2 separate regions of the Homo sapiens genome follow, and region 2 is linked to region 1. Evidence: read pairs that join two places in POLR2A ChIA-PET (ENCODE). Cell type or tissue: GM12878. All regions are shown on one strand. Links, peaks and the distances in the headings refer to the core of each region. The heading gives the core; the rest is flanking DNA. Region 1 holds the start of KLRG2 (killer cell lectin like receptor G2). Region 2 overlaps FMC1-LUC7L2 (FMC1-LUC7L2 readthrough).

What was found. ChIA-PET counts read pairs that join two places held together with the same protein. Peaks named below come from ENCODE experiments on the same cell type or tissue, not always from the same donor. Only the 100,000 strongest peaks of a DNase experiment are listed, where the experiment ranks them.
Region 2: POLR2A ChIA-PET joins it to region 1 with 11 read pairs; 5 of 35 experiments call an interaction of 5 or more read pairs at or near these places.

The regions. Positions count from the first base shown.
Region 1 is chr7:139,478,107-139,490,343 of GRCh38, reverse strand. It overlaps KLRG2 (killer cell lectin like receptor G2), which reads left to right and starts at 6,671. Exons shown (of 5, transcript NM_198508.4): 1 at 6,671-7,458; 2 at 10,097-10,198; 3 at 10,572-10,717. The coding sequence starts at 6,702. RefSeq lists silencers at 6,502-6,561, 7,022-7,301 and enhancers at 7,432-7,511, 10,025-10,525, 10,526-11,026. In GM12878, for the core only: no CTCF peak of the experiment used is centred there; no DNase peak of the experiment used is centred there; H3K4me3 peaks cover 936 bases; H3K27me3 peaks cover 718 bases.
Region 2 is chr7:139,372,310-139,384,546 of GRCh38, reverse strand. It overlaps FMC1-LUC7L2 (FMC1-LUC7L2 readthrough), which reads right to left. Exons shown (of 11, transcript NM_001244584.3): 3 at 8,391-8,485. It overlaps LUC7L2 (LUC7 like 2, pre-mRNA splicing factor), which reads right to left. Exons shown (of 10, transcript NM_016019.5): 2 at 8,391-8,485. Among named protein-coding and RNA genes, the nearest start is that of LUC7L2, 19 kb to the right of the region's middle. In GM12878, for the core only: no CTCF peak of the experiment used is centred there; no DNase peak of the experiment used is centred there.

The DNA of each region.
Region 1 (12,237 bases), core at 2,320-10,319:
TCAGTCCCTGCCTTACCCACACTCTTGACCTAAAGCTACCTTTTGTTCCTCCCCTAGAGCTGCCTAGCTCTCTCTCCTCTGCCTCGCCCAGCTGCAGGTGGATCCTCCACTAAAATGAGGCTGCCTCGTCACTCCCATTGGATGGCTGATGTCTCAGAAAGTTACAGGGGATGGGGGTCAGGGGTGCGGTGTGGCTGAAGGAACTGGAAAGTGAGGCCTAGTCTGTTAGTAACGGGAGCAACATCTATACCTCTGCCCCAGCCCATGACCTGCATGGACTCAATCAGCGGGAGACTGGGGATGAAACATTCGGGGAACCAGGAGGACTAGGGGAGCATAAAGCAGCAAAAGGGGAGAAAAGATGTGTTTGGGAGCCGGAGCTGCCCAATGACATGCTGGCTTTCCCACTTAGGAGCCGTGCACCCCTACACTAGCTCCTCAACCTCTCTGAATCTCAGTTTCCTCACCTGTGAAGTAGGGATTTTAGTTATTATGAAGAGTAAATGGACCCAACAGCCAAATGTCATGCTTGAACCCTGATGGGAACCTGGTTGGAAAAAAAATTAGAAAAATTTAAATTTGGTCTCCAAAATATCACCTGGCTCGGCGTTATTGTTCATTTCTTTGGTGTGAGAATGGCGTTGTACTTATGGAAAACACGTGTATTCTTCGCAGATGCACGCTGAAATATTGAAGGGTGAGGCTTCACGAGGTCGGCAGCTCACACTCAGATGGTTCCATAACAACAGAGAGAATGTTTGCACAGAGGTGGAGAGAAGGACAAGAACGATGTGTGAAATGCTAACTGTTGAATCAAGGTGGAGGGCGTTCACGTGATCACCATTTATTCTTTCCATTTTTCTTAATGTTTAAAAATGTGTCAACCAAAGATTGAGGGGGGGAAGAGAGACCAGGTGTGTGAAGCACTCTGCACAATGCCCCATTCAGCATAATTTATTTAATAAATATTCACTAAGCTCCTGGCGGAGATGTCAGTCAAGAACCAGGGATGGCGTGTCAGATACTGATCTGGGGATGCAGTGAGGATTTCTAGGGGGCCAGAGACAAGCATTAAAGGGTGAACAACCATGTGCACGTGCTGACCACAGACTGTGGAGAATGCTAGGAAGACAGCTGACAGGTGAGAGACCAAGGTGGGGGCTTAGGCGGTGTGAGGGGATGTCACACTGGCTTGGGTACCCTCTGAGCCTCTGAGCAGGTGGAATGTGAGCTGGGGATGGGCTGTGCCAGGGAGCTGGCTGTGCGGAAACCCCTCTCCTTCCTCATCTGTGTCTCCAGGGCCCCTAGAGGGGCCCAAGATGCCACGGGGATGACATCAGCCAAGAACCAGGAGTGGGAATGTTTGCCTCCTCTCTGGGGAATTAAGCTGCAATTTAATTTATGCTTGTAGAACTCAGTCTGTTCGGACAGACCAGATACCATCAGCCACCCTTGACCAGTGAACCTCATGGTGTGGGGCAGGAAAAATGATGAGGATTCCTGCAGGGCCACCTCCTGGAACCAGCCAGTGATTTGGAACTGGCATTAGAGGAAATGTTAGTGGTATTTCATCCAGGCCCTGACAGTGTCCAAGACACTTCTCAGTAGCACAACTAACAAATGAAAAGATGTTCAGCTTCATTCATAGTTAAAGAAATGCAAGCTGGAATTCAATATTTTTGCCCATCAGATTGGTAAGGACTAAGAAGATTGATGATACGGAGCGATGGGGCGGCCACGGGAACAGCCCTCGCATCCTTTGTTTGTTGAGCCTCTTGTGGGTAATTTAGCAGTACCCATCACATTCAAAATTCTGACCACCCTTTGGCTCAGCAATTTCATTTTAATGATTCTATTCTGAAGATATTTCAGAGATGTGATTTTTAAAAACAATATATACAAGTATGCTCACTGAATTATATCTATATCATGTTCAGCATTACAGTAATTATGTCACCCAAATGGAAACAACTCAAACGTCCATCAGGAGACTTCTTAAATAAATTACATATAGGAAAACATTTAATATGAGTGAAGTTTTGGAAATAAAGATATTTATATATATAATAACAGTACAGGTTAGTGTATACATTTGTTTAAAAATCTTGAAGACTGCATACCAAAATGTTAATAACAGAAATCTCTGGAGCATAGAAAACAGGGGACCTTTCTTTTCTACAGTATGCACTTCTGTAATATCTATATTTTGTATTGCAGACATACATTGCTGTTGCAAGCAGAAAACAGGATTTTAAAGTGAGGGAAAGGGAGAAAAGGATGAAAGGAAGGATCACGGTAGATATTTGTTCTTTTTTGCCAGCCAACATCTGAACCCCCTTGAAACATTTGGGTAATTCACCTATCTTAGGATGTCTCAATTTAGAAGTTGTAAATGGCCTTCTGGTGCCAGGCTGCTGTGCTGTGTCACAGGAGGTATAGAGAGACTCCATCGAAGCCTGGCCCTCACCCCAAGACAGACGTGGAGCCCAGTGAGACTTGGGTTTTCGGCCACTTGCAATCAGTTCCTCCTTCCTTCCTTCCTTTTATCTACCTTCCCTTCCCTCCCCCTTCCCTTCCCCCTCCCCTTCACCTTCACCTTCACCTTCACCTTCACCTTACCCTTACCCTTACCCTCCCCTCCCCCTTCCCCTTCACCTCACCCTTCCCTTCCCCTTCCCCTTTGTCTTCCCCTTTCCTTCCCTCCTCTCCCCTTTACTCTCTTTCTCTCCTTCCTTTCTTTTTGTGAGACAGGATCTCACTCTGTTGCCCAGGCTGGAGTGCAGTGGCACAATCACAGCTCACTGCAGCCTCAAACTCCCAGGCTCAAACAATCCTCCCGCCTCAGCCTCTCTAGTAGCTGAGACCACAGGTGCATGCCACTGCACCCAGCTAACTTTTTGCTTTTTTAGTAAAGACAAAGTCTCCCTATGCTGCCCAGATTCAAACTCCTGGGCTCAAGTGATCCTCCTGCCTTGGCCTCCCAACGTGCTGGGATTACAGGTGTGAGTCACCATGCCTGACCCAGAGTCTTAAATGATAAGGCAAAAAGTGGAGGAGGTATGAGAAGGATACTCAGGGTCTCGTGAAATCCACAGAATTGAACAAACAAGCTTTAGGAAGGGCTGAGATCGGACAAACTCTGGGGCCCAGAGCAGGAGTTTCTGGGCTTTCTCTCTAGGGAGCTGCCCTACTAGGAGCTCTGACAACACTCGGCTCTGGGTCTCTCATATCTAGTGTCAAATTCCTGCAAAGAAGAACCTAAGCTCAGGAGAAAGATCTGGGCTTGAAGGTCACTGACGTATGGTGGGTGAGAAGCTCTGCAGCAATTTTCAAAGGAACAGCCAGGAAGGCAGAAGGAGAGCTGGTAGAGGTGGTGTCAGGAAGCCCACAGGCCACAGATGAGTGGGTTTTTGAGAGGAGGAAGAAATGATCATAATGTCAAAACCTGAGAGATAAAACGAGCACTGAAGAGCATCTGCAGGCCGGGCACAGTAACTCACACCTGTAAGCCCAGCACTTTGGGAGGCCGAGGCGAGAAGATGGCTTAAGGCCAGGAGTTCAAGACTAGCCTGGGCAACATAGCGAGACTCCTCCATCCTTATAATATATATAAAATATAACATATATATATATATATATCTTTTTTTTCCAAAAATGGAAAAAAAGCATTTGCTGGGTTTGGTGACTTGTACCCTTGCCAAGGAAAATTTTGGCAGACAGATGGGGGCAATTACCTTGTTAAAAAAGGTTGGTCATGGCCCGGTGTGGTGGCTCACGCCTGTAATCCCAGCACTTTGGGAGGTTGAAGCGGGCAGATCACCTGAGGTCAGGAGTTCAAGACCCTGTCTCTACTAAAAATACAAAAATTAAGCGGTTGTGATGGTGCACACCTATAATCCCAGCTACTTGGGAGGCTGAGGCACGAGAATTGCTTGAACCCAGGAGGCCATGGTTGTAGTGAGCCGAGATCACGCCACTGCACTCCAGCCTAGGTGACAGAACAAGACTCTCTTTCAAAAAAAAAAAAAAAGTTTGGCCACGACAAGGAAGAATAGAGAGGGTGTTAGCAGGAGGAGGGTACTGGGCCCAAAGAGGCATTTAAAACTTGAACATGTTGAGTGATGCCCTTGACTGATGAGGAATGAGCAGAAGCCTCGTAGTGGTGGAGAAGGACCCTTTGGTGAAGCTTTCCCAGGTGATTTTCTGCTAAAGTTTTGGCTTTCTCAAAACACTCTCATAGTAAGCAGATGTTATTGCTCTTTTGCCCTCTAGAAAGCCAACAAGCAAAATGCCTTGAGCATCCCAAAAAACTGTTGCTGTGACTTCTGCTCTTGACCTGTCCACTTTTGCTGTGACTGGGCCACTTCCACCTCTTGGGAGCCATTGCTTTGTGCTTTGTCTTCAGGATCCTACTGGTAAAGCCACGTTCCATCTTCTGTTACAACTCTTCAGAGAAATGCTTCAGGATCTTGATCCTACTCGTTTTAAATTTCCATTGAAAGTTCTGCTCTTGGCTGCAGCTGATCTGGACGCAATGGTTTTCCATAGAGTGGAAACTTTGCTCAACTTTAATTTTTCAGTCAGAAAAGTGTAAGCTGAACCAATTGAGACGTCTTTGGTGTTGGCTGTTGTTTGTGCTGTTAATCGTTGGTCCTCTTCATGAGGGCACAAATAAGATTAATTATTTTACTCAAAAATTGATGTGGATGGTCTGCCACTGAGGGCTTTATCCTCAACATTGTCTCATCCCTTCTCTTTTTTTTTTTTTTTGAGATGGAGTCTCCTTCTGTCACCCAGGCTGGAGTACAGTGGCACAATCTCGGCTCACTGCAAACTCTGCCTCCCGAGTTCAAGCAATTCTCCTGCCTCAGCCTCCCGAGTAGCTAGGATTACAGGCACCCACTACCACGCCCGGCTAATTTTTTGTATTTTCAGGCACCCGAGTAGCTGAGACTACAGGCGCATGCCACCATGCCAGCTAATTTTTTGTATTTTAGTAGAGACGGGGTTTCACTGTGTTGCCCAGGCTGGTCTTGAACTCTTGAGCTCAGTCAATCCGCCCACCTCGGCCTCCCAAAGTGCTGGGATTACAGGCGTGAGCTGCCGCGCCCAGCTTAATTTTTGCTTTTTTAGTAGAGACAGGATTTCAGCATGTTGGCCAGGCTGGTCTCGAACTCCTTACCTCAAGTGATCCACCTGCCTCGGCCTCCCAAAGTGCTGGGATTACAGGCTGAGCCACCACGCCTGGCCTCATCCCTTCTTAAAACGAGTTTTCCATTTGCAAACTGCTGGTTTCTTGGGGGCATTGTCCCCATGAGCTTTTCATAAAAATATCAATGATGTCACCATAAATGTGATGATTATTCTTGCTTCAAATTTAGCAGAATCCTTGTTGCTCTGACAGGAGCTCTTTTCAAACTGATGTCTTATCCTTCTTAGTGCCTCAAACTAGATCTTGTCGAGACATGTGATAACAAGTTAGTACAAATTTATTTTGGTGCCAAAAAATTTTCAAATCCATGCATAGTTTTTTTCATAGTATGAATTTTCCATGAACCTTTTGAAGACCGCTTGTATAGAAAAAAACAGTATATATAGGGTTTGGTGCTATCCAAAGTTTCAGGCATTCACTGGGAGGTCTTGGAACTATCCCAGTGGATAAGGGAGGACTACTATGCTAAAAACTATCCCTTGTTTAACTGAAATTCAAATTAAACTGAGTGGCCTGCATTTTATCTGCCAACCCTACCCTGGGGGCACTTAAAAATACCAGAGGCCAGGCGGGGCGCGGTGGCTCACGCCTGTAACCCCAGCACTTTGGGAGGCCGAGGCGGGCAGATCACGAGGTCAGGAGATCGAGACCATCCTGGCCAACATGGTGAAACCCCGTCTCTACTAAAAATACAAAAATTAGCCGGGCGTGGTGGGGTGGGTGCCTGTAGTCCCAGCTACTCACGAGGCTGAGGCAGGAGAATCGCTTGAACCTGGGAGGCGGAGATTGCAGTGAGCCGAGATCGGGCCACTGCACTCCAGCCTGGCGACAGAGCAAGACTCCGTCTCAAAAAAAAAAAAAAAAAGAAGAATTGCTTATCCACGCCCTGTTTCTTTTCTCTTAGCGTTACTCAGTGGGGGAGTCCTCCCAAGTATGATGGAGAGTCCTTTCGAAACCCTGCTGGATTGTCAGGACAACCAACTGGGCTACTTTTCCACAGGTCGCCCCAATTCCTTTGGATTCTGATTTCTCTGAGGTCCCAGGATCCAGACAGGCTTGGCCAATCCTTCCCCGCCCAAACTGTAACTCTCAAAACCAACACCCCGGCATAGGGCTGGAGGGGAAAATGGGTGAGGTCAGAGACAAAGAAGAGGGAAGGGTCAGGCGGGGCTCCGGGTTCCCTGCCACAAGCCTCCGCTGGTGTTCTGCTTTTCTCCCGAGAGCTCCCGCCCACCCTGCAACCCTCGCCTGGCCCCGCTGCCGTTCTCAGCTCCCTCCCAGTGCCTGGTGGAGGCCGGGGCTGTGTCCCGAAGGGGGTCGGGGCAGCAGAACCTCAGCCACAGCCAATCACAGCGGGGTCCTTCGGGGAGGGGCGTGGCCTGACAACTTCGGCGACGCGGCTGGACCAATCCGGACGGAGGAGAGCGAAGCTCCTCTGCACTGGGCCCAGGTGCGCTCCTCAGCGTCTCCGGGTGGCGGGGCGCGCGGGATGGAGGAGTCTTGGGAGGCTGCGCCCGGAGGCCAAGCCGGGGCAGAGCTCCCAATGGAGCCCGTGGGAAGCCTGGTCCCCACGCTGGAGCAGCCGCAGGTGCCCGCGAAGGTGCGACAACCTGAAGGTCCCGAAAGCAGCCCAAGTCCGGCCGGGGCCGTGGAGAAGGCGGCGGGCGCAGGCCTGGAGCCCTCGAGCAAGAAAAAGCCGCCTTCGCCTCGCCCCGGGTCCCCGCGCGTGCCGCCGCTCAGCCTGGGCTACGGGGTCTGCCCCGAGCCGCCGTCACCGGGCCCTGCCTTGGTCAAGCTGCCCCGGAATGGCGAGGCGCCCGGGGCTGAGCCTGCGCCCAGCGCCTGGGCGCCCATGGAGCTGCAGGTAGATGTGCGCGTGAAGCCCGTGGGCGCGGCCGGTGGCAGCAGCACGCCATCGCCCAGGCCCTCCACGCGCTTCCTCAAGGTGCCGGTGCCCGAGTCCCCTGCCTTCTCCCGCCACGCGGACCCGGCGCACCAGCTCCTGCTGCGCGCACCATCCCAGGGCGGCACGTGGGGCCGCCGCTCGCCGCTGGCTGCAGCCCGGACGGAGAGCGGCTGCGACGCAGAGGGCCGGGCCAGCCCCGCGGAAGGAAGCGCCGGCTCCCCGGGCTCCCCCACGTGCTGCCGCTGCAAGGAGCTGGGGCTGGAGAAGGAGGATGCGGCGCTGTTGCCCCGCGCGGGGTTGGACGGCGACGAGAAGCTGCCCCGGGCCGTAACGCTTACGGGTGAGTGCTCACCTGCGCCGGCAGCCGACGCCGCCAGGTCGGGTGGACGTAGCCGAAACCCCCACACCCGCCCAGCCCTGGACCGCTGGGCAGCTGACCGACTAAGGGACCCAGTTGGCCATCCCGATCCCCAACCCGATCTGGCCTCTCGGGCTTACAATCAATAACATTCCTGTCTACGTAACTGTAATTCACATTGTTGCCGTGTCTCACGCCTGTAATCCCAGCACTTTGGGAAGCCGAGGCGGGCGGATCACCTGAGGTCAGGAGTTCGAGACCAGCCTGACCAATATGATGAAACCCCGTCTCTACTAAAAATACAAAAATTAGCCTGGCATGGTGGCATTCACCTGTAATCCCAGCTACTCAGGAGGCTGAGACAGGAGAGTCGCTTGAACCCGAGAAGCGGAGGTTGCAGTGGGCCGAGATCATGCCATTGTACTCCAGCCTGGGCAACAAGAGAGAAACTCCGTCTCAAAAAAAAAAGAGTAAAGCCACTCCCCTTCTCATCCTCCCCTACCCGCACTCCCGAACTTTCAAATTCCCTCTTAGCATGCGCAGCACCTTTGAGAAGTAGCAGTGGAAGGAACTCCAGATGAGGGGAAGTCATTCAGGATCAGGTGGCAGGGGTGGCAGCCCAGATCCCCCCATCCCTGCACTGCCAAGGACTTTCTGGAAGGTCCAGGCTGCTGCTTTCTTTCCACCACACTGAGGAACATTTAGCCCCAAACACTCATCCATTCAGTAGATAGTGAGTGGGACCACAGGGTAGATGTGCCAGTAGTATGTGCGGCTGGTTATTTTGTGGTGTGGGGGAGGGGGAGCTTGACACAGAAGAAAGAGCCCACAAAAGATACAGACTGTCCTGGATAAGGAGACTGGAGGGAGTAGTTGGTGAATTTGGGGCAAGAGATAGCCAATTTTTTTCTTTTTTTCTTTTTTCTTTCTTTTTTTTTTAAGAAATAAGTTTTGCGCTTGTCACCCAGGCTGGAGTGCAATGGCACAATCTCGGCTCACTGCAACCTTCGCCTCCTGGATTCAAGCGATTCTCCTGCCTCAGCCTCCTCCCGAGTAGCTGGGATTACAGGCGCCGGCCACCATGCCTGGCTAGTTTTTGTATTTTTGGTAGACAGGGGGTTTCATCATGTTGGCCAGGCTGGTCTGGAACTCCTGACCTCAGGTGATCCAGCCGCCTCAGCCTCCCAAAGTGCTGGGATTACAGGTGTGAACCACCGGGCCAGCCAGAAAGCCACATCTTGAAAGGTGAGTAGGAGTAGGGGGTGCTAGGGATCCCTGCTAGGTAGAGAGACTGGAAGGAGCAACGGCCAGGAGGGGTCAGAGCCCCGCCCAGCAGGCAAACTGGCAAAAGCTTGGCTGATTGAGAAGCAGGCCAAGCCCACTGACAGGCACCAAATTCCCAGGGCCTCTAGTTGAGAGGTTCTTAGACAGGGCTAGGGTTCAGGGGCTTGGATCACTCAGGAACTTTTGCAGAGTTTGATGTGAGCACATTTTCTGTGTGATGGAATATTAGTTTTCTATTGCTGTTGTAACAAATTACCACAAACTTAGTGTCTTTAAGTGACACAAATGTATTATCTTACAGTTCCGTTAAGTCAGAAGTCTATAATGCCGGCTCACTGGTCTAAAATCGAGTTTTCAGTGGGGCTGCATTCCTTTCTGGGGGTCTAGGGGAGACTCCCTTTTCTTGCCTTTGCTAGCTTCTGGGCTTTTCTTAGGTCAAGCCCTTCTCTATATTAAAATCCAGCGTTGTTGGTAGAGTCCTCCTGCTGCCACTTCTGATGCTCACCACCTGTCTTCCTCTTCCACATATAAGGCTCCTGAAGCTGGGCACGGTGGCTCACGCCTGTAATCCCAGCACTTTGGGAGGCCAAGGCGGGCGGATCACTTAGGGTCAGGAGTTCAAGACCAGCCTGACCAACATCGTCAAACCCCATCTCTACTAAAGATATGAAAATTAGCCAGGCATGGTGGCAGTCACCTGTAATCCCAGCTACTTGGGAGGCTAAGGCATGAGAATTGCTTGAACCCAGGAGGTGGAGGTTGCAGTGAGCTGAGATCATGCCACTGCACTCCAGCCTGGGCGATAGAAAGACTCAGTCTCAAAAAAAAAAAAAAAAAAGGGCCAGACGCGTTGGCTCACACCTGTAATCCCAGCACTTTGGGAGGCCGAGGTGGGCAGATCACAAGGTCAGGAGTTCAAGACCAACCTGGCCAACATGGTGAAACCCCGTCTCTACTAAAAATACAAAAAATTAGCCGGGCATGGTGGCACGCACCTGTAACCCCAGCTACTCAGGAGGTTGAGGCAGGAGAATTGCTTGAACCCGGGAGGCAGAGGTTGCAGTGAGCCGAGATCGCACCACTGCACTCCAACCTGGGCGACAAAGCAAGACTCTGTCTCCAAAAAAAAAAAAAAAAAAAAAAAGAATATCTGGCTTCTTTCTCCAGAATATAAAGTTGGAACTTAAACGTTGTGGTTTATGTTGGCATCCCAGGCTGAGGGGGTGGGTGCTGGGGTGAGGTGGGTGAGATGCTGGTGTGCTGTGTCTGTGGTTCTGAGTTGGGTTGGTTGGGATGGTCTCCACTAATCTGATTATCCTGTTTGCCCCCGTCCCAGGGCTACCCATGTACGTGAAGTCCCTGTACTGGGCCCTGGCGTTCATGGCTGTGCTCCTGGCAGTCTCTGGGGTTGTCATTGTGGTCCTGGCCTCAAGAGCAGGTATGGTGTCCCTGCAGTCCCCATCCCCTCTCCCTGCCGCTCCACTACTGGGGCTGTGTTTCCAGCCCTTAAAACACCTTAGAATTAGAAAGAGACACTGGGAGATGCAACACGAAGACATGGTGCTTGATGAGCAAAGTTAAGGAAAATGGGTGCCTTCCTCCCACTGGATACAGCTTGTGCCCTGATAAGCAATCAGATGCCAGCTGCCACCCCGGGGACTTTGTGCACTGCACAGACTATAAAAGCTCCCTGGGGCCCTGCCCACCTTGAGGTTTGCCAGTTCCATGCCCCTTCATTTGAGGCAGCAGCCAGGCTTTGTTTATTTAATGCAGCTTACCCTGCAGCTCACCAGCAGTCTCTGTGCTTGCAGGAGCCAGATGCCAGCAGTGCCCCCCAGGCTGGGTGTTGTCCGAGGAGCACTGTTACTACTTCTCTGCAGAAGCGCAGGCCTGGGAAGCCAGCCAGGCTTTCTGCTCAGCCTACCACGCTACCCTCCCCCTGCTAAGCCACACCCAGGTGAGAAGGGGGTGTCCAATCTAAGGGGGTACAGATCTTTCTAGACCACAGAATCCTAGCACTGGAAAGAAGCTTAATGATTGAGTCCAGCTCTTCATTATAGAAATCACCAAGGTGTAGAGGAGTAGCATGACCATAACTTCGTGCAGCCTCTAACTCCTGTGCTCAGGCAATCCTCCTGCCTCAGCCTTTTGGGTAGCTACAGGCATGTGCCACCATGCCCAGCTTTAAAAAAAATTTTTTTTTGGCCAGGCACAGTGGCTCACACCTGTAATCCCAGCACTCTGGGAGGCCAAGGCAGGCGGATCACAAGGTCAGGAGTTCTAGACCAGTCTGACCAACACAGTGAAACCCTGTCTCTACCAAAAATACAAAAATTAGCCGGACATGGTGGCGGGCGCCTGTAATCCCAGCTATTTAGGAGGCTGAGGCAGGAGAATTGCTTGAACCTGGGAGGCAGAGGTTGCAGTGAGCCGAGATCACTCCACTGCACTCCAGCCTGGGCAACAGAGCAAGGCTCCGTCTCAAAATAAATAAATAAATAAAAATAAAAATAATTTTTTTTTAAGGGACAGGGTCTCACGATGTTGGCCAGGCTGGTTCAAACTTCTGGCCTCAAGTGATCCTCCTTCCTTAGCCTCCCAAAGTGCTGGAATTACAGGCCATGAGCCACTGCGCACAGCCAAGCACTTATGTTTTTAATCGTTGGTCTCTGGGTCATCTTTTGATAGGCTGGGCTTGGCTGGACAGCTCAGCTTTATAATGCAGATTGCCAGGGCTTGGTTTGAGGCTGCAGGTTGGGTCTGTGTAGAATATTCCATCCCCATGGGAGAGGGAGAGGAGTGGATGTTTGCTGAATAGTAATCCAGTCAGTGGGTTTGAGAGCATCTACAAAAAGGGACCAATAGATAGGATCCAGTCCTTGGCATAATTTTGTTTTCCTTTTTTATTTATTTATGTGTTGTGTCTCACTCTGTTGCCCAGGCTGGAGTGCAGTGGCATAATCTCGGCTCACTGCAACCTTCACCTCCCGGGTTGAAGGGATTCTCTTGCCTCAGCCTCCCAAGTAGCTGGGATTACAGGCATGTGCCAGCACACCTGGCTAATTTTTGTATTTTTAGTAGAGATGGGGTTTCTCCATGTTGGTCAGGCTGGTCTCAAAATCCCCACCTCAGGTAATCCGCCCGCCTCGGCCTCCCAAAGTGCTGGGATTACAGGTGTGAGCCACTGCGTCCAGTGTTGTCCTTTTTTTTTTTTTTTTTGAAACAGGTCCTCACTCTGTTGCCCAGGCTGAGTACAGTAGTGCAGTCATGGCTTACTGCAGCCTTGAACTCCCAGGCTCAAGCAATCCTCCCACCTCAGCCTCCTGAATAGCAAGGACTACAGTCATGTGCCACCACAACTGGCTAATTTATTTTTTGTAGAGACACAAGTCTTGCTATGTTGCCCAGGCTGGTCTTAAACTCCTGGACTCAAGCGATCCTCCCACTTCGGCCTCTCAAAGTGCTGGGATTACAGGT
Region 2 (12,237 bases), core at 2,737-10,736, 110 kb after region 1:
TTTAGGCAGTCTCTAGAAATAGTTGAGAATATATATTTTTGTAATAGACTGAGAGAAATAAAATACAGCAAATCTGCTTAAAATAAGAACACACTTCAAACCTAAATTTGGAAATTAGCGGGGCATGGTGGTGCAAGCCTGTAATGCCAGCTACTCGGGAGGCTGAGGCAGGAGAATCGGTTGAACCCGAGAGGCAGAGGTTGCAGTGAGCCACGATCACGCCACTGCACTCCAGCCTGGAGTATATATGAAATATATATACATTTGACTAAATATCAAGCCAATAATCAGGGTTAATGCCAAAAACATCAGATCTCCACATCCAGATCTCTTCAAATTTTAATCTTAGTTAAATAATACTTAAACCCTTAAATAATACCAAGGCAGCCCAAAATAAACCATTTATGGGAAAAGAGTTAAACAATTTACAGACTGATTTTTCATACTTGCACAGGTAACCACTGGTGTCATATTTTGATAAGAAATCCAGGCCAGGGCCAGGCAAGGTGGCTCACACCTGTAATCCCAGCACTTTGGGAGGCGCCAAGGTGGGTGGGTCACTTCAGGTCAGGAGTTCGAAACCAGCCTGGCCAACGTGGTAAAATCCTGTCTCTACTAAAAATACAAATAATAATAATAATAATAATTAGCCAGGCATGGTAGCGGGCACCTGTAGTCCCAGCTACTCGGGAGGCTGAGGCAGGAGAATCACCTGAACCCAGGAGGCGGAGGTTGCAGTGAGCCGAGATCACACCACTGCACTCCAGCCTAGGCGAAAGAGCAATACTCCGTCACAAAAAAAAAGAAAAAAGAAAAAAAAAAAGACATCAAGGCCGGGCGCGGTGGCTTTCATCTGTAATCCCAGCACTTTGGAAGGCCGAGGTGGGCGGATCACCTGAGGTGAGGAGTTCAAGACCAGCCTGGCTAACATGGTGAAACCCCGTTTCTACTAAAAATACAAACAATTAGCCAGGCATGGTGGCGTGCAGCACCTCTAATCCCAGCTACTCGGGAGGCTGAGGCAGGAGAATTGCTTGAGCCCGGGAGGCAGAGGTTGAAGTGAGCCGAGATCGCGCCATTACACTCCAGCTTGGGCAACAAGAGCAAAACTCCATCTCAAAAAATAAATAAATAAATAAATCCAATAAAGCCAAGATACTCTCCACTTTGGGAGGCCGAGATGGGCGGATCACCTGAGGTCAGGAGTTCAAGACCAGCCTGACCAACTGGAGAAACCCCGTCTCTACTAAAAATACAAAAAAAATTAGCCAGGTGTGGTGGCGCATGCCTGTAATCCCAGCTACTTGGGAGGCTGAGGTGGGAGAATTGCTTGAACCTGGGAGGCAGAGGTTGCGGTGAGCCAAGATCGTGCCACTGCACTCCATCCTGGGCAACAAGAGCAAAACTCCGTCTCAAAAAAATAAATAAATAAAATAAAAATACAAATACAAAAATTAGCCAGGCATGGTGGCATGCGCCTGTAATCCCACCTACTTGGAAGGGTGAGGCAGGAGAATTGCTTATGCCTAGGAAGCAGAGGTTGCAGTGAGCTGAGGTGACACCAGTGCACTCCAGCCTGGGCAACAAAGGGAGACTCCTCCAAAAAAAAAAAGATACTTCAGCAGTTTTTAAAGTTTGGGTTTGTATGTACCCACATAACTGATTTTTAGATCAGGCTTTAAAACAGAGTCAGGGAAGCAATAAGAAAAAGGAGTTTCAAATCATAAAAGGTGCACCTGGGATAAAACCCGGAACCTACTGGGGCAACATAAAATTCAGTCAGAATATCTGACAACCAATAATCCCATCTAATCACTTCAAATAAGCAAATACATTTTTACTTTAATTACTTTAGGTTGGGCATGGTGCCAAATTCCTGTAATCCCAGCACTTTGAGAGGCCTAGGCTGGTGGATCCCTAGAGCCCAGGAGTGTGAGACCAGCCAGCCAGGACAACATGGTGGAAGTGAAACTTCGTCTCTACAAAAAAAACACAAAAATAAGCCGGCTGTGGCTGCGCGTGGCTGTTGTTCTAGCTACTTGGGAGACTAGCAGGAAAATCACTCGAACTCAGGAGGGAGAGGTTGCAGTGAGCTAAGATAGCACCACTGCACTCCAGCCTGGGTGACAGGGAGAGACTGTCTCAAAAAATAAATAAATAAATAAAGACTGTGACAATATCAAAGTCCCCAATAATATTGACTACGACAATATCAAAGTCCCTAACCCTATCTGTAAGTATTTTTTAAGATTGGTTCTTTTTGGGAGGCTTAGGCAGGCAGATCACTTGAGGTCAAGAGTTTGAGACCTGCCTGGGCAACATGGTAAAACCCAATCTCTATTAAAAATACAAAAACTAGCTGGGGGCAGTGGCTCACACCTGTAATCCCAGCACTTTGGGAGGCCAAGGTAGGCGGGTCACAAGGTCAGGAGATTGAGACCACCCTGGCCAACATGGTGAAACTCCATCTCTACTAAAATACAAAAATACAAAAAATTAGCCAGGCCTGGTGGCGCACCTTGTAGTCCCAGCTGCTCGGGAGGCTGAGGCAAGGGAATCGCTTGAACCTGGGAGGCTGAGGTTGCAGTGAGCCGAGACCGTGCCACTGCACTCCAGCCTGGTGTCAGAGCAAGAATCTGACTCAAAAAAAAAAAAAAAAAAAAAAAAATTAGGCCAGGCGCAGTGGCTCATGCCTGTAATCCCAGCACTCTCAGAGGGTGAGGCGGGCAGATCACCTGAGGTCAGCAGTTCGAGACCAGCCTGACCAACAAGGCAAAACCCCGTCTCTACTAAAAATACAAAATTAGGCAGGCATGGTGGCGTGTGTCTGTAATCTCAGCTACTTGGGAGGCTGGGGTAGGAAAATCACTTGAACCCGGGAGTGGGAGGTTGCAGTGAGCCGAGATCAAACCATTGCACTCCAGCCTGGGCAACAGAGCGAGACTCTGTCTCAAAAAAAGAAAAAAAAAATTAGCCGAGCCTAGTGGCGCACATTTGTAATCCCAGCTACTCGGGAGGCTGAGGCGGGAGACTTGCTTGATCCCAGGAGGCAGAGGTTGCAGTGAGCCGAGATGGCACCACTGCACTCCAGCCTGGCCAAGAGTGTGACCCTGTCTCAATGAAATAAAATAAAATAAAATAAAATAAAATAAAATAAAAAATAAAATAAAAATAAAATAAAATAAAATAAAATATGTAAAATTTGAGTTGAAATAGAACGAACTAGCCTACTCCTAAATCCTTAGTGCATGAGCTGCCTCCAAGGATGTTTCAGAAACATGTGAAAGTCACTGCCCTGGATAACTGAATTACCTAAAAAACTGACAAAAAATTGTTTTAAGTATTTCTAGATTTAAGATTCCTAAATGGTATAGAATACTGTGGTTTTTTTTTATTGAGACATTTAACAGCACAATTTCTCTAAGCCTTAGTTTTTCTGAACTGTAAAATGATGACTTTACACTAGAAGATATGAGGGCCTATCAACAGTAAAGTTACGCTATGATGAGGGCTATCATAAAATTAGTGGTGCTGATTTCTGAATTTTGAACACACATACTATGAGAGTATACATTTGCCATGTCCTAAGATCTTAATTTCAAGTTTCTGTTAACATCTTTGCTTTATATTTAAAGTCTACTATAAATTATTAGTCATGTATCTTTTTTCCCGATCACTAGGAACTAGATGGAAATATTTTTTAAAGCATGTCAATTTCTTTATCTTTCCTCAGGGAAGATACGTACCAGAAGAAATGTGTTGAGGAAAAAAATGACAGCTTGGTTTAGGTTTTTTTGTTTTGCCTAAATCTGAAAGGGCATACTGCCTACAGTGAGTTTAGCAGGGAGAAAGTGGGCCAAAATGAGGAAAAGAGAGAGACTACAATATGAATATATTCTAGAAGAATAGAAAAATAATCCAAGCTTCTTATTTTATTATTATTTTTTTAAACGGTGTCTCGCTCTTTTGCTCAGGCTGGAGTGCAGTGGCACAATCTCAGCTCACTGCAACCTCCACCTCCAGGGTTTGAGCGATTCTCCTGCCTCAGCCTCCCGAGCAGCTGGAATCACAGGCACCTGCCACCATGCCCGGCTACTTTTTTTGTATTTTTAGCAGAGACAGGATTTCAACATGTTGGCCAGGCTGGTCTCGAACTCCTGACCTTGGATGATCCCCCATCCCCCCTCGGCCTCCCAAAGTGCTGGGATTATAGGCATGAGCCACTGAGCCTAGCCGCAAGCTTTTGAAGTATAGTAACTTTCTGAGATAAAGAAAATATTCATATTTCTTATAAAAATCATTAAACGTATAATTATTTTGATCCTCTGTTCTGTTTTACCTCCTCTGATTAATTTATTAATTTATTTTGAGACAGAGTCTTGCTCTGTCACCCAGACTGGAGTGCAGTGGTGTGATCTCGGCTCACTGCAACCTTTACCTCCAGGGTTCAAGTATTTCTCCTGCCTCAGCTTCCCGAGTAGCTGGGATTACAGGTGCGGGCCACTACGCCCGGCTAATTTTTTGTATTTTCAGTAGAGATGGGGTTTCACCATGTTGGTTGGCCAGGCTGGTCTCAAACTCCTGACCTCAAGTGATCGGCCTCCCAAACTGCTGGGATTACAGGCGTGAACCACCACGCCCAGCCCTGATTAATTTATTATTTTAAGAATTAGTTATGCCAGACCAGGCACAGTGGCTCAGGCCTATCATTGCAGCACTTTAGGAGGCCGAGGCAGGCAGATCAACTGAGGTCAGGAGTTCAAAACCAGCCTGGCCAACAAGATGAAACCCTGTCTCTACTAAAAATGCAAAAATTAGCTGGGTGTAGTGGTGCATGCCTGTAATCCCAGCTACTCGGGAGGCTGAGGCAGAATCACTTGAACCTGGAGGCGGAGGTTGCAGTGAGCCGAGATCATGCCACTGCACTCCACCCGGGCCAACAGAGCGAGTATCTGTCTCAAAAAAAAAAAAAAAAAAAAAAAAAAAAAAAAAAAAAAGCATTAGTTATACTAGAATAATGAAAGGTAAAATGTTGTAAGTGCATTTTCATGAAACTCAATTGCAAAAAATTCCAAACTAACTTGTCAATTATGAAGAGAATATTTAGAAATCACACTCTCCATCTCTAAGTGCTTGATATAAAGTTCCAACCTCTTTATAATGAGAAAAAAAAAAAGGCAGGAAATGCATTTCTGGATACTTTTTTCCTTTGTGACAGAGTCTTACTATGTTGTCCCGGCTACCTTTGAAATCCTGAGTTCAGGCAACCTTCCCACCTCAGCCTCCAAAGTAGCTGGGGCTATAAGTATGTACAACCATGCCTGGCTTTTCTGTATTCTTTTTCTAAATAACCTAAAATACTGGTAAATCATATTCTGCTGCAAGTGACAGATCTTAGGCACACCTAATCACACCTGTAATTCCAGCACTTTGGGAGGCTGAGGCGAACAGATCAAGAGGTCAAGAGTTCAAGACCAGCCCGACCAACATGGTGAAACCCCGTCTCTACTAAAAATACAAACTAAAGGGCAACCTTTAGTCATACAATCTTTAGGTACACAACAAAGAAAAAGCATCATAAAATCAACAGTTAAGGCCAGGCACAGTGGCTCCTGCCTGTAGTCCTAGTGCTTTGGAAGGCTGAAGTAGGAGGATTACTTGAGTTGTGAACCTTTCAGAATTTAAGCAGAGTTTTGAGGACCACGTAAAGGACGTTGTGAGACTCCGAAAGTGTCATACAATGGTGTCCTTAAGGACCTGAAAAACTTAACAGTTCACCCTATGTACAAATAGCTTATAATTACAGAGCTATGGCTTCTTAGCAGTCAATCCCTAAAGAACAAATGCTTTTTGGGACAGAGTGTGATAGTTTACACCTCTTTATGTTCAAGATGCCTATTTCTTTTCTGATGTTAAATGAAGAATGAAAAACACTGAATTGTAACTGTTGATTTTTCTTTTTTCTTTTTTTTGAGGCAGGGTCTCACTCTGTTGCCCAGGGTAGAGTACACTGGTGTGATCACAGCTCACTTGAAGTCTTGAATTCCTGAGCTCAAGCATTCCTCCTGTCTTAGCCTCCCAGGCAGTTAGGACTTCAGGAAATACCACCATGCCAGGCTAATTTTTTTTTTAATTCTTTTTGTAGAGATGGGGTTTCACTATGTTGACCAGGCTAGTCTCAAACTCCTGGCCTCAAGTGGTTTTGTTAATGTTGTTCTCAAAATTTATCTCAAGTAGTAATTTAGCCATTAAATAAAAATTAAAAGTAAATTTTTTAAATTAAATAAAGTTAAATTTTATACAATATTAAACATGGAGAATCACAGTATACTATAGACAATGATAGATTTCATAGATTTCAGATGCAGCATAGCACACGGTATAAAATAATTACGAAAATGTTAGAAAGTAGATAAAGGAGTTTATTATGGCCAGGTGCAGTGGGTCACGCTTGTAATCCCAGTACTTTGGGAGGCTGAGGCAGGAGGATCACTTGAAGCCAAGAGTTTGAGACAAGCCTGGGTAACATGGTGAGACCTAGTCTCTACAAAAAATACAAAAATTAGCCGAGCATGGTGGTGTGTGCCTGTAGCTCCACCTACTTGGGAGGTTGAGGTGGGAGAAACTCTTGAGCCCGGGAGGTGGAGGCTGCAGTGGGCAGTGTTCACAGCCTGGCTGACAGAGCAAGACTCTTGTCTCAAAAAAAAAAAAAAAAAAAAAAGCCAGGCGCGGTAGCTCATGCCTGTAATTCCAGCACTTTGGGAGGCTGAGGTGGACAAATCAAGAGGTCAGGAGTTCAAGACCAGCCTGACCGACATGGTGAAACCCCGTCTCTACTAAAAATACAAAAATTAGGGCCGGGCACGGTGGCTCATGCCTGTAATCCCAGTACTTTGGGAGGCCAAGGCGGGTGGATCACGAGGTCAGAAGTTCGAGACCAGCCTGGCCAACATGACGAAACTTCATCTCTACTAAAAATACAAAAATTAGTTGGGCATGGTGGTGGGCACCTGTAATCCCAGCTAGTTGGGAGGCTGAGGCAGGAGAATCGCTTGAACCCAGGAGGCAGAGGCTGCAATAAGCCAAGATCATGCCACCGCACTCCAGCTTGGGTGACAAGAAGAGCAAGACTCCGTCTCAAAATAAATAAATAAATAAAAATAAACACACAAAAATTAGCCGGGCATGGTGGCACGCGCCTGTGATTCCAGCTACACCGGAGGCTGAGGCAGGAGAATCGCTTGAAGCCAGGCAGTGGAGGTAGCAGTGAGCTGAGATTGCGCCACTGCACGCCAAGCCTGGGTGACAGAGCAAGACTCTGTATCAGAAAAAATAAATAAATAAATAAAGAGTTTAGAGTTTATTATATTTATTATCTGTCACAGTCCTTCCAAATTCCTGTGCTCAGAAACTGGATTTCTTGCTTTGTAGTATTATACTTTAAAATAAACTTAGGCTCTTTTTTCCCCGTTAACATAATATAGTTTCAACTGTCTTTCCTCCTGGAAAAAGTCAAAGGTGTTTCCTGTTGCATATGCCTTGATACATCTCTCTTTGGGGCATGTCCTTAATTTTAACTCTTCCTATCAAAGAAGAAACCACTCATTTGGCTGAGAAACTCATTGCTTCTGAAAAGGCAAGTCAGAAATCTTTCTTCATTTCAGTCATTTCTGGCAAATGAGAACTAAAGCCAGCTCGAGGTTTAGCCCCTACTAGCTCCCCACCAGCATCAGATGCAACTATGAAGGGAAGCTACTTGTAATCATTTCAACCAAATCCAAAATTCAGAGAATCAAATTCTCTGTTCCACATTCCAACAGGTCCATCATCATGCAGTTTATCTTCCAAATTAAAACGATGATACTCTAAGATCAACATCTCTGCAGACATAGAATCTAAATTGAGCTTTACATTATTAGCAGGAGCAATATTTTAAGTGACAATACTCCCAAATTAAGCTGTGTGGATATAAGTATTTACTAATATATTTCCCCACTGATTCCACAAATGTGTACAAATCTTAACAAAAATGTATACCGTACTAGATAAAAGTCTACTCTGTTTAACAGTAAAAGGAACTTTAAAAATAAATTATTTTATTTCTGAACTAAAAGTACAAATGCTATATAACTACTTCTGTATTCCAAATAAAACATGCTTTTAAAAAACTGCTCTGAAGAATGGAAAAAATTATAAAACAAAACGTATCAACCACTTTTGTGAGGAAACCCATTACTGAAGATTTAAGTAATCATCCTGAATAAACAAACAATAAAGGATGCAAATCTCCCCTCACAAGTCAATTCTTTTGACACAGAATTAAGACTTTATCAAGTAGTTCATTACTGCAGCATATCAGTAATCTAACAATACATTTAGTAAATACATACAGTTCCAGAAAGGACATCATGAGGACAACAGTTGAGAAGGTGACTCTTGCATACTCTGTCATCACTGAATTTGATTCGTTGACGAGTTGTATCTCCTGTAATATAGAAGAGTTAATAACATTCAAGGTTAGACAACTGGAAAGTATTTTCTGAGAGCCCTACTATTACTAGCTTTTTATGTGTGGCTATATACACACATTATAAATCAGCTCAAGAGGGATTAGTTTTTATATACATCCTATAGAAAAACTATTTTAGACAACATGCAGTTGCAGTAAGTGTACTGCATACATAATTCAAATAGTCAAAGTGAGAAAGCAATGCATTCTGTTAAATAGAGTACTTCAGAAAAGCATAGGATTTTAGAGCAGGAATGGACTTTAAAGATTATCGAGTCCAACTCCTTCATATTGCAGATGAGAAAACTGAGGCCCCGAGAGGTTAAGCAACTTGCAGACCCACTAAGAGAGTTTATACTGGTATACAATGTTCCCTTCTTGACACTAAGCATTGATATATTTTTATTTACAGTAATTGAAAAACATAAAAAATAATCTTGCAAACATTGCATACACACTGCGAATCCCCACTGAACCCCAGACGCCATTTCTTCCACTATTTTGTTCCAGCTGAAGTGTCTCCCTTTTGCTGCTGGGAGGAGTTAGAGAGGGTAGAATAACGCGTTTAAGAGCGTACAAACCTGGAAGAAGGACTTACACACCAGTCAAACAAAGGCACATTGCCTAATGAAACGTTAACTTTAATGCGTCCAAAGGTTCCATACCTCCAAGTTTTATGTAGTCTGAGCTTTTTCATACTGCCAAACTGGGTATATTTAAATTCATTCTGTCTTCATATAACACAATACACCTACCTCCTAAGCAACAGAAGCATCCAACCTGCTTATCAAATATGGCTATCTACTCAAAACGTTAAAGAATCTAAGAAAAAGAAAGGTAACTAGCTCCAATAACAAAATATAGATGTTAGTTAAAATTTTTTTGCTTAGAATCTCTTTGGAAAAACAAAAGAAAAAACTCATTAGGATGTTTCCTCTTTCTATATAGAATGATAAGCCCTAAGAAATGTAGGTGTTTTATTTTAGCCTTAAACTGATATATTATCGATGAATGAAAACCTACTGGTGAATTACTGAAGCAAGAACTATTGGTGCCAAAAGAGATATAAATACCTCTGTATTTCACATGATATGCCTGGAGCACTCCAAAAACTTTCGTGTAGGATGTGATTCAATCACTTAGTTTCTGTATTTTCACATGTAAATAACAAAAAAGATTAAAACTTTACCCCTTCATATGGTCATATACTAAAGAGCTTAACTTAAATTCAACTAAACACTATCATTTTTAGATGGGGTAAGATTTTGTTCAAATTGTTTTAACGTGGTTAAAGATATTTTTAAAACATTCTAATTTGCAACCAGGGTATATAAAATTTTAACAACAGTAATTTATAGTTAAAATGATAGCTTCAGAGCAGTTCAACAATAGGTTTTCTAGAAGCTCGTCTCTAGTAGGTTATTTTTGACACAATTTGGAATATTCAGTTTAGTGTTTACGCCTGCTACTATAATAAAAGTTATTTTGATGGTCCTTTTTCCTTTTAAACACAACTGCTTTTGTTCCACATTCATTAACACATCTGAAAAGTTAGCGATAACTCACGGCTTGGCGAATGCGGGGCCTTTCTGACACTCCCTTGCAGATTGAGGTAGGCAGGCATAGATACATTGAACCTTTACAAATAAAACAAGGGGCCAGATTGTTCATTTTGTATAGAATAAACTCTGCCAGCAATTTCAATACAGCATCTAGAAGTACATGTTGACTGTAAAGATTCTTTTATATAAAAACAAAAGTGAACAAAATCAGGGTGTTTCATTTTTTTAAATACTGACTTAACAAGTATAACCCCAGATAATTGTATGACTGACTACAGGTAAAAGTCCAAAGCTGGAGCTCTGGACAATGTCTTTGAGCCAAGTGGGGTTTTAAAAAATTATTTCTTTAAAAAGTATGTTTCATCAAGACTTTGGTGAGGACCTCAAGCTCATGTTAGAATGGTGCTATGATAAACTCATATCAGAATGTCAATGCTATTTAATTAGAAGCTTTTTGCTTCCTACCATTTAAGAAAAAAATTTCATTTTAAATCTGTACCCTAATTATATTAAGCAATTTTAAAATGATAAAATTTTAAAGTTGAAACAAAAACAAAACAAAACAAAAAAATCCCTTATGTATCTAATAAGTCTTCCTGCTAAAAGTATCTAAATGTTTTGGTAATGGCAACAGCAGAATCATTTCAGTGCTTTGTTAAACTAATGGCTCAGGCCTTAGAATAAAATCAGTATTCATGGAGTTTTACTAATCAAACATTTCATCAGGCAGAGTAACTGATTTGTGCTTAACAACTTATATTCAAATATTAAGTTATTGTGCCCTGAAGACACAGCTATCAGTTAAAATATGAACAAATTCCTAATAGGAATATAGCAAACCAGGCAGTATCCCTGGTGAGCTTTTTTGTGTTTTTTAAAATTTTTATGGATACATAATAGTTGTACATATTTTCCCTGGTGAGCTTTTAAGATCAGAATCTGTTTCTATAAATGCCAAAAAACATTTTAAAATAACTCCTCACCGCAAATGAATGGGTGCTCCATAAATATTTGATAACCGTAGCAAACTCAACAAATACAGCTATCAAATAGCAGCCATTATAGAAATCTTTAAAACAATGAAATAATAAAACGCTTAATAATTTGAGATACAGAAATACCTTGAGAGAGAATAGCAACTGACTGTTTATTGATATTTTTAAAGTTCTGCCTTGGGGACTTTAAGGTTTACATTTTAAAACAATCTGGCTGCATAACCATGCAGTACTTAACAAATTTATTTGGGCTTATTCCATGGCAGTACAATTCAGCTAAACCAACAATAATTTTTAAAAGAAAAATGCTGGTAATTTGGTTTCTGTCAAGATATCTGGCCCAAACCATGTTTTTCATAAGAAACTAGGTAAAACAGCACCTATTTTATAAAAAGAAGAAAGAACTGCAAATAGGAACCAAATCACCTTATAATACAAGAAATTATTTTCAATTTAATGTGTTTTATCTTTGGGTTTTGTGGGCATAAAGTCATATAAAAATAACCTATTATGGGGGAAAAAGTATCCTGTCACAATGACATTGGATCCAAATCACAGAATCAAACCTATTAGTGACAACATCTGCTGTGCTAGGCAATGGAATTACAAAGGGGCATATAAGACAAGCTCTCTCCCCTCAAGGAGCCAATGATTTTGCTAAAGAAATAGGACATATTAATTTTTTTAATTTTTTAAATTTTTTTGTAGAGACAGGGTCTCACTATGTTGCCAAGGCTGATCTCCAACTCCTGGCCTCAAATGACCCTCCCACCTCGGCCTCCCAACATGCTGGGATTATAGGCAGGAGCCACTGCACCCGGCCGAGGATATATTAATGGAGTAATAAGTTATAATACAAGATAACATGATCCAAGTATCAAATGTGTGTTTCAATTAGGTAGTACTTCAGGAATTCTTAGACTAAAATTACCACCAAGAATGGAAATATTGGAAAAAGCTTCATGCAATAAGTAGCCAAAATTTGAAGGAAAGACAGGACTTAGATCAAAGTAAAGTAGAAAAAAAAGCACTACAACCTGGAGTAATAGCTTTGACAAAGCTTATAAGAGCAAGAAGGTTTGGGGGAACAGTAAGTAAACCATATCTGGCTTTGGCAAATGGCTTCATGTAGAATTGCAGAGTTGGGAGCAAAACAATACTTTTTGAGTAA